Linked DNA regions of Homo sapiens: all the other regions are linked to region 2. A link is a contact called in ENCODE Hi-C or POLR2A ChIA-PET data. All regions are on one chromosome and are shown on one strand. Each heading gives the region's core, a stretch centred on a gene start or an enhancer-like site at or near the end of the contact. The rest is flanking DNA. Distances are from core to core; before and after follow the strand shown. Region 1 has its middle 130 kb from the start of THBS1. Region 2 overlaps LOC105370777 (a long non-coding RNA gene). Region 3 has its middle 180 kb from the start of LINC02694.

The links. Hi-C counts contacts between places; a loop is a spot of excess contacts on that map. ChIA-PET counts read pairs that join two places held with the same protein, here RNA polymerase II (POLR2A). Pooled maps may share reads with other maps.
Region 1: a loop to region 2 is called in a pooled map, with 2.0 times the contacts of the local background. The contact joins two enhancer-like sites. A Hi-C loop is called at or near these places in 3 of 168 maps with a recorded cell type or tissue (heart right ventricle, left ventricle myocardium superior and sigmoid colon), 1 of 37 single-sample maps with no recorded cell type and 4 of 50 pooled maps. POLR2A ChIA-PET finds 5 or more read pairs at or near these places in 1 of 52 experiments (BJ).
Region 3: a loop to region 2 is called in a pooled map of ovary, with 2.0 times the contacts of the local background. The contact joins two enhancer-like sites. A Hi-C loop is called at or near these places in 1 of 168 maps with a recorded cell type or tissue (IMR-90) and 5 of 50 pooled maps. POLR2A ChIA-PET finds 5 or more read pairs at or near these places in 2 of 52 experiments (BJ and OCI-LY7).

What each region holds. Positions count from the first base shown.
Region 1 is chr15:39,454,353-39,457,432 of GRCh38, forward strand. No RefSeq gene overlaps it. Among named protein-coding and RNA genes, the nearest start is that of THBS1, 130 kb to the right of the region's middle. Within about 2 kb of position 1,404, at least 2 of the 41 ENCODE cell types and tissues checked have a DNase peak (open chromatin) inside an H3K27ac peak, as active enhancers do.
Region 2 is chr15:39,176,297-39,178,996 of GRCh38, forward strand. All of the region lies in intron 1 of LOC105370777 (a long non-coding RNA gene), which reads right to left. LOC105370780 (a long non-coding RNA gene) reads left to right here. Exons shown (of 3, transcript XR_007064591.1): 2 at 457-637. Among named protein-coding and RNA genes, the nearest start is that of LINC02915, 73 kb to the right of the region's middle. Within about 2 kb of position 1,420, at least 2 of the 41 ENCODE cell types and tissues checked have a DNase peak (open chromatin) inside an H3K27ac peak, as active enhancers do.
Region 3 is chr15:38,878,553-38,881,402 of GRCh38, forward strand. It overlaps a transcript of LOC105370777 not described here. Among named protein-coding and RNA genes, the nearest start is that of LINC02694, 180 kb to the left of the region's middle. Within about 2 kb of position 1,524, at least 5 of the 41 ENCODE cell types and tissues checked have a DNase peak (open chromatin) inside an H3K27ac peak, as active enhancers do.

The DNA.
Region 1 (3,080 bases), core at 154-2,653, 280 kb after region 2:
CCTTTAACATGAAGTGATTTCTTTTGAGCGTCACTTCCTCTGGGACATTTTCATCTTTTTCGTCACAGCCACTCTCCTCCTTTACGTGCATAAGTCCATCTTTACTAAGTTTCCCTGGCTGCATATCTAGAGTGTCAGCAGCAAGGTCACCAATTCCACAGTCAGCTATTTCTTCTAATTCCATTGACATTTGATTCAAATTTTACATTCATCATTATCAAATTTTGTTCTTTGCTTTATTTTTATCTTTAGTGGTCAATTCCCATTTTCTAACATTCATTTTTATAAAATGTCACATGAATTTATTACTAGTGACAAGGAGACACAGATTGGTGACAGATTATGAAGGGCATCTGTCACTGATGTAGCAATTTTTCTTCTGCAGAGGCAGCAGCATAGTCTGTGCTTCATGCAATCACTCACGGTTAATATACCAGGGTAACTGAAATTTGAACCATGCTGTTAGGGACTGGTGTTATTGAAGCAAACCGTGGTAACTGAAATCCACACATATCAGAACTCTGCAAAGTGAGAGCTGCCTGTATTGTGAAATATTCTGCTGGAAGCCTTTTAATGGGCCCTGAGACCTCTTATGACTTCTTTATTGCCCTATTTTTGGGAAATTCTTAGATAGGAAAACATCGTGTCTTATCAATATTTGCTTATAACTGTAACACAGAGTAGATTATATTTGATCACTGACTGCCTTGGAACTATCCAATAAATCTTATGTTTTACCCTCTGCCAAACAAGTTAGATTTTGGAACATCAATTTATTCTATCTGCAATGAAGCAAGATCATCTTTAGCTTCTACCTGTAAGGTTGAAACTAGTGAAACACTCCTCGCCCTTCAAGACCCAACTCAAATGTCACCTTCTCAATGAGCCTTTCCTGCACCCATCAGTTAGTCACACATCTTGAAGAACAAAGATTCTTCTTGTTCACCTTTATGTCCTTTGTACCCTGCACAGTGCCTAGCCCATATGAGATGCACAAATATTTCTTGAGTAATGATAATTTATCTCAAACTTTTTTAAAAAGTGTATTTTTCTAGTCAATAATTGGATGCTTCCCAGCATGACATTGTAAGTAAAAGGCCCAAAAGGAATAGTAGCCAAGAGACACAGTTTGATGGCCTAGCATTTACATCCAAGAGTACCAGAATCTAGTTCCAAATACTGGAGGGCCATCTTGGGTGTGATGGTCAGGACAGACTGGGGAAAGCCCCACTGAGTGGGCGTATGATCTGCATATAAATTTTGCTGACTCACGCTGGCTTCGGTGTTTGCAGTCCTCTCAATCCATAATGGATAACACATGGGGGAAGAGAGTTATGAAAAAAACATAGTCATATGGTTCAGTGTATAGATCTGAGGAAAATACCTTTTAAATGAAATTGAGCCAAACGTCTGTCTCACTCTGTTTGCAAAGTACACAGTACTGTATGGACTAATCAAACTTTATAGCTCTCCTGTGCAATCTTGTACATTCCTAAAAACATGTTTCTCCCAGAGCTGTCACTTGTTGGAAATGTGTCACTGACCAAACAGTGTTTTCTATACTACACAGAATGAAATGTAAATATCATACAAAGTCCATTTGACCGAGCTCATGGGAAAGCATGAAACAATATACATTCCACATTATGTCTTTCTCTCACAAACTACACACATGCACCACACAAAAATCAGAAACAAAAGCAAGAAAGTATTTGGCTCATTGGGCAAGTTACACAACACTCATTTCATTAAATTAATTCTTTTATCTGCAAATCCCTACAAATACTTAGTAAACTTCACCTGATGAAAGGGATTATTGTCATTTTACAGAAAACAAAGCAGTAAGCGTTTGTCCAATTGCACAATGGAACTCAGAAAAACCCAGCTTTCCTGAACCCAAAAGTTCACACAGATGTAAAAGCTATACAAGAGAACCATAAGAGGCTGCAATACATCTTTATACATGTTGTCACCACACAGTCAAGCTCCACAGAGTCAGGAGGCATGTGGATGTGTGTCTACACATTCAAGCACATGCATGAAGATGTAAGAGCAGGTAGACACTCCCACATGGAGATTATGGCTTCAGCAAAGCATGAAGAAGGTAGTGTGTGCATGATGAGTGTGAGAGGCGGATATAGTCAGCAAGCCAAAGAGTGACATGATGGGAGAGTGGCAGAATTTAAATCTGGGCAAAGTCAACTAGTATTGTGAAGAGTTTCAAATGTTTCATCTCAAGAATACAGTCTATAGACAATCGGACCTACATCTCCAGATTTTGAAAGTGAAGTTATATGAAGGCGTTTCTTCTTATTTGAAGAAGCACTGTTCTGCAGCAATAGAGCAAGCATGCACTTTCGAGTTTTGTTGTTGGCAGTGGCGGTGGCCATGGTGGGAGTGGTTTTTTTTTTTGTTTTTTTCTGGCAGAGACTATAGTTCTGATCTGGCAGGCCCAGTGAGAACTTTGCAATATGTCAAATGTATGACAACAAGAATTCTTACCTAATCATGTTTTGAATATTAGAAATCAGTAGTCCTTAATGGCTTAATATATTCTTAGTAAAGCAGCCCTAAGACAGAGTTCTTGGTGGATAATACTTGTCCGTAAGTTCAGAAAAAAGGATTTGCATCTATGTATTAACCCATCAGGAAGATTGGCTCACACTCGGACTCTACTTTAAGCTACAGAGGCAAGGGCTGCATCAACAGACTCCCAGAAACCACAAGGACTTCCATCCTCACAGCTCTGAAGATATGAGAGTGGCGGTGACCAGCTGTCCACGCAGGGACTTGAGGCTCAGCTGGGAAGAGGAGGCCTTGGTTTGGCCACCGGACACTCAGTTTACATTTCATCCTGTTTGCCCAGAGCCTGATCACATTCTGCCTCATATCCATGCTGCACTCTTCACAGTTTGCCTCTAGCATCTTCCCGAAGGGATAGACTGTGCCCCACAAGCTCACTGCTCTGCACACACCAGGCACAAAGCGGGTGTGTGAGTAGAAGGAAAGTCACCAAGAATCTTTTCTTTATAAGATATAAGAAATGTAATGTTCAGTGTGCCTTAGGAAACAAACTGATG
Region 2 (2,700 bases), core at 170-2,669:
TACCATATCAAAAAACCACAGTCATTATTATTGCCACTAACCTTACCAGAACAAATTTAAATACTGCAAAGCTGTCAAGCTATTGGTGACAGATGTAAGTTCTAAAACATAATTTTACTTGAAAGTTTAAATTCTGTCATTGGCAACAAATTCCATTCTGTTGAAGTGACAGGCTGACTTTGTTAATTTTAAGAAAATATCCTTGAAAGACCCAAGTCAGAATAGCTATCATTTGTCATTCTTTTAATGAAAATGGTGTTCCATGGAAAAAATATCTAGTTTGACTTGGAACTCAAATAAGTACACACTTTTTTTTAGACAACCGTGATACTTGAACCTACAGCACAAGTGTATGTTTATGTGTCACTTCCCATTTTGTCACACAGAATAGTAAAACAGGCGTTCTCAAAGGTCAAAATTTAACAAAATTTATCATTTTTTTTCCTGCTTCATCAGGTCATCTTTAAGTAAAAGCCATCTGATATTTTACTGCAAGCATGTGGCAGTGAAGACGACAATGACTGCTAGTATGGTTTGTGCCACTGCCTTGATTTCCGCTCAGGCACCAGCAGTCTTACCCACCATTGCTTTGGTGCAGTTGGTGGAGATATCAATGGATCAAAAGCGCAAGTAATATGTGAGTATTATTATGAAAGGAGCTTGGACCTCATGAACCACTTAGAAAGATATTGGTACATCCAGGGATCTGTGGATGACACTTTGAGTACCATTGAAATAGGAATTAATCCCTAGATTAAAATGAAATAATGGGGCTCAGTCCACAGTCTAACCCAATTTATAATTTGACTATGTTCAAAAAAGTTTACCTTCACATATTTTTGTTACTTTAAGAGCAATGTGCTGTCACTAAAGAAAATGATGACGTCAATTTTTTTTTTTTTAAAAAAAGCATTTTTGTTACTCATCACTTTGGGCCATTGCAAAGGCTGCCTATTGCTAGACAAGAAAGAAGTCATTTACCCCACATCTATGGTTGTTGTCATCAAATGATCCATTTAGTGACTCTCTCAGCAATCAATGGCAGTTAATCACAATGAGTGAGCAATTTTGGAAAGCTGTGCCAAGTGTCATTTTGATAACCAGCTTTTCAGAAGACCAGAGCTGAACAGGAGAGTAATGGGGGAATACAGGTATTCCCACATCAATTGGAGAAGTAATAATTCCAGCAACAACACTATTGTCAACATGGTATTTTCTCTAGTGATTCACTTCGTAACATGTGTTTATCCTTCCAGAGCAGGGAAGTATACACCTATGCCCTTTCAAACTGACATGTATAGAAGTCAGATTTAGGCTTTTCAAGAGAATTGCCCGGCCCATGCTGAAAGCTATAGTAGAAAGTCAGCTGACTCATCCAGAGCATTTTTTAACTCACCAACAAGCAGAGGCAGGAGCAGAGCGTGTCAAAGGCCATTTGAGAGCAGTTATGCCAACTGGGCAGGCACAAGCCATGCCAATTTTTGTGGTTTCTCCAATTCGTGTCAGAACAAGGACTTGACTCTCAGTTTCCCACACTGGGAGGGTTTCTCTGAGTTATGCCCATTGAATGAGTGTAACAAGGTGATCTGATTCATCCTTGGTCACGAAGCAGGGAAAGAAAGAGTATTTTTCTATTTCAATGGTTAAGGGCATAAAAACCATGCATTGGTCCCATATCAGTAGATAATCAATGGTAAAGCATAAGTATGCAGCCTTGGTGTAGAGAGTGGCACTTGCTACTCATTCTTATGTTTTCAGAGTCATCGTACTTGTCTTTATGTTTGAGCTTGTAGATGTGCTGCCATGAGGAATTAACGTTAGATTCTTGAGCACTTTCTTTCACCTATTTCTCAGTGTAGCTGCAACGCTCTGTTTACTGTGCTAGGTATGTCCTAGAAAGTCAAATGATTCAGTCAAACCAGCACCATCAGAGTCAGTGTGATCTTCCTAAGACACATCTGATCATAAAGCCCCAAACCTACAAATAAAGGGGAGGGGGCCTGCTGGCTAGCCTGGCATAGATCCCATAATCAGGGCCTTATTGACCTCTTTCATTGCATCTCCTTCACTTCCTCATTTGCCACAGGTTTCAGATACATGGATGTGTCTGCAAGATGCTAGATGCCTCCTGGAACACATTTGCCTGGTGGCAGGAGCCAAGTCCTGGCAGAAGTCAGGAAGCAGGTCTAACGGGCATCAGCGGAGAAACTAGGAATGCTAACCATTGTCTCTTTCTCTTTCAGAGCTGTCTCTCTTCATTTCCAAAATTAAAAGATTTTTACTTCCCCCCACCTCATTTATACATTTCGCTGGTCATTGTAGGCCTTCTCATGATATAAAAAACAATGACCATTACCTCATTGGTAAATAGGTAGATCAAAGTCTTTATGTATAGCTACGTATCTAATTTTTTTCCTTAATTATCTCAATACCAAAATCAAGACAAGTTGTGGGTTGGGTAGGCACAGGAGGATGGGAGTGGGCTTGCCTTCCAGGCAGCCTGACAAGCCTTGCCGAGGTCAGGTTGCTTTGCCATCAGAGTCCATCTTCTGACTTCAGGCATGTCAGGTCTTTGGCAGTCTCTCCTCTCTGGCTTCCCCTCAGTTAATCCCCTCCTGGCCAAGCTTGTCAGGTGGGCCCTATTTGGGTCCAAAGAAGCACTAAATAAATGTCGATTGAGGCAGCTTATCCTAATGATGG
Region 3 (2,850 bases), core at 274-2,773, 300 kb before region 2:
ATCTTCATATATGATATATATCATAGGTTACATGATATATGTATCATGTATCATATACATGAATAATACATATATATCATGTATCATGATATAATACATGAATTATGTATATATCATGTATCATAATATATGATATATATATATATATGTTATTCTTACTCAGTTTTAAGAGGAGTTAACTGAGACATAGCAGTTTTAGCAGACTTGCCTAAGGCACACAATTTAAGATTCTCAGGGACTCTTTGAGTTTCAAGCCCATTTGTTTAACTACTCTGCTAAACTGCCATGCAACCCTGGCCAAATTAGTAAGTCTTCAGACTCAGCCTCCTCCTCTGTAAAATGAGCAGCCTGAACTCTGCCGATTCTCTTTAAATCCTATACAGCTATTCTGTGAGTCTGCATTTCTGATTCCAAACATCCACAGAAACGTACTGTGAAACTCCAGTGAATTGTGACTTGTGTTATGAGTTGAGGGCAGGTCAGAGAACAGTAGCATTCCATTGGGAACTGGCACACATTTGCAGCCAACAGATGAAATCTACACTCCTGGCACAGAGCCAACCCTGCCCTCCATCCTAAAGCACACTTGCCTGGTGAGTCCATTTGGTCCTTTCCTGAATCCTGAACTGTCACATCTCCCTCATTGGGAAGGATAGTATGCAGGCCCGACTCCTTCATAGAGCATGGGTTGTTCATCTGTGAATGTAATTTGAGGAAAGTAAAGGCCCACCTGCCTGAGATGGCTGGAGGGCATTGTATTGTAGCAATGGTAGACCACATGTTATTAACTAGGGTTCTGATGACATCTTCCAGCTACACTCACTTGAGTCTCCTGTGACTACCACTCTTTCTCAGTTGTCATCTCTGTCTTTACTTTCTTTGTTTACACTTTAAATGTTGGATATTCCTAGGGCATAGTTCTCAGTTTTCTCTCACCCAGAGTAGCTTCATCCTTTCTCATAACCAGATCTTACTTTCTCTTAAAATCGCTATTTAAATTTCCTGCTAATTTTGAGATATGTCCATATCTCCACCACAGCACCCTTAGAACTTTAGAGTTCAATATCTCCCATACTGAAGCATCTAGTGGTATATTACAGGGGCAAGTAAAATAAGTGTAGAATAAATAAACTGTGATGCATTAATTAATACATTAGTACAGGTTTAGGTGCTGGGTAAACTTTCACCTGTTTTTTTGGTGAATGGAACCATTTTCAGTCCTGAGAACAAGGGGCAAGTCTAATTTATTGTTTTGTGCCTTTGGACTATAGTGCAGTGCCTGGATCATTGTAGCAGACCAGAAAAAGTATGTTAACATTAATGAACCCAATACAGGAGACTCAGGACTGGCACATTTTGAGAGGAGAAAAAAGGAGTTTCACATCTTGAAGTTTTGCCCAGAGAAGGCCGGCCCATGTGGGATGATGCAATGTGGGACTTGGCTTGTTAGGATCAACATGGGGACATTGGACTCCATGATAAAAATAATAATGTAGAAGGGTCCAGCTCACAGTAAGCAACTGAACTTTGCCTGCCTCACTTAATTTGTTAAGACCATCTCAGGCTCTTACGACCTTGCCCTTGGCGCTGAGCCTGCAGAGTAATTCATACTTTTGTCTATGTCAGATCCTTGGTATTAGCCCAGGGTGACACTTCCATGAAGATTCCACCAGTTTCCAAAATTTCCTTTTACCTTTTCACACCATAATTTTCCCTGGAGCATAACTCATTGAAGTGGTCCCAGCTGGGTTTTGTGGCTTCCAGTGACCTCAGTACTCAGGAGAACAAACAAGGGCAGCTGGCCATGTGAACACTTAAGAAAGCTTTTAGAAAATATGTTTTCCTTCTCATAACTGGCCCGATGAGCTGGAGCTGGCAAGCAGAGAGATAGGGTGAGACTGCAACACTGAAGATGTCCAGTTGTGTCAGCTGTGGTGTATTGCATTTGTATCTCCTGATGTCTGAACCAGAAGGGGTCTTTATCCCCGGGCAAATCCCTCGTGTCTGCAGAACCAATTCCCTTGGCAGGCTGAGGGATGCTGTGTGACTAGGGTGGGGAAGGCTAAGTGTTGGGATCTATGAATTGTATTTCTGCTGCCTTGGGACAATAAGCAGAGATGTAGACTGTCCTTTTTGGCTTAAATGTATCCCTCCTTACACTTAAACATAAAACCTAAAACCATAAAAACCCTAGAAGAAAACCTAGGCAATACCATTCAGGACATAGGCATGGGCAAAGACTTCATGACTAAAACACCAAAAGCATTTTCAAAAAATGCCAAAATTGGCACATGGGATCTAATTAAACTGAAGAGCTTCTGCGCAGCAAAAGAAACTATCATCAGAGTGAACACGCAACCTACAGAATTGGAGAAAATTTTTGCGATCTATCCATCTGACAAAGGTCTAATATCCAGAATCTACAAGGAACTTAAATTTACAAGAAAAAAACCATTAAAAAGTGGGTGAATGATATGAACAGACACTTCTCAAAAGAAGACATTTATGCGGCCAGAAAACATAAGAAAAACTCATCACTGGCCATTAGAGGAATGCAAATCAAAATCACAATGAGATACCATATCATGCCAGTAAGAATGATGATCATTTAAAAGTCTGGAAACAACAGATGCTGGTGAGGACATGGAGAAATAGGAATGCTTTTACATGGTTGGTGGGAGTGTAAATTCGTTCAACCATTATGGAAGAAAGTGTGGTGATTCCTCAAGGATCTAGAACCAGAAATACCATTTGACCCAGCAATCCCATTACTGGGTATATACCCAAAGCATTATAAATCATTCTATAAAGACACATGCACACATATGTTTATTGCAGCACTATTTGCAA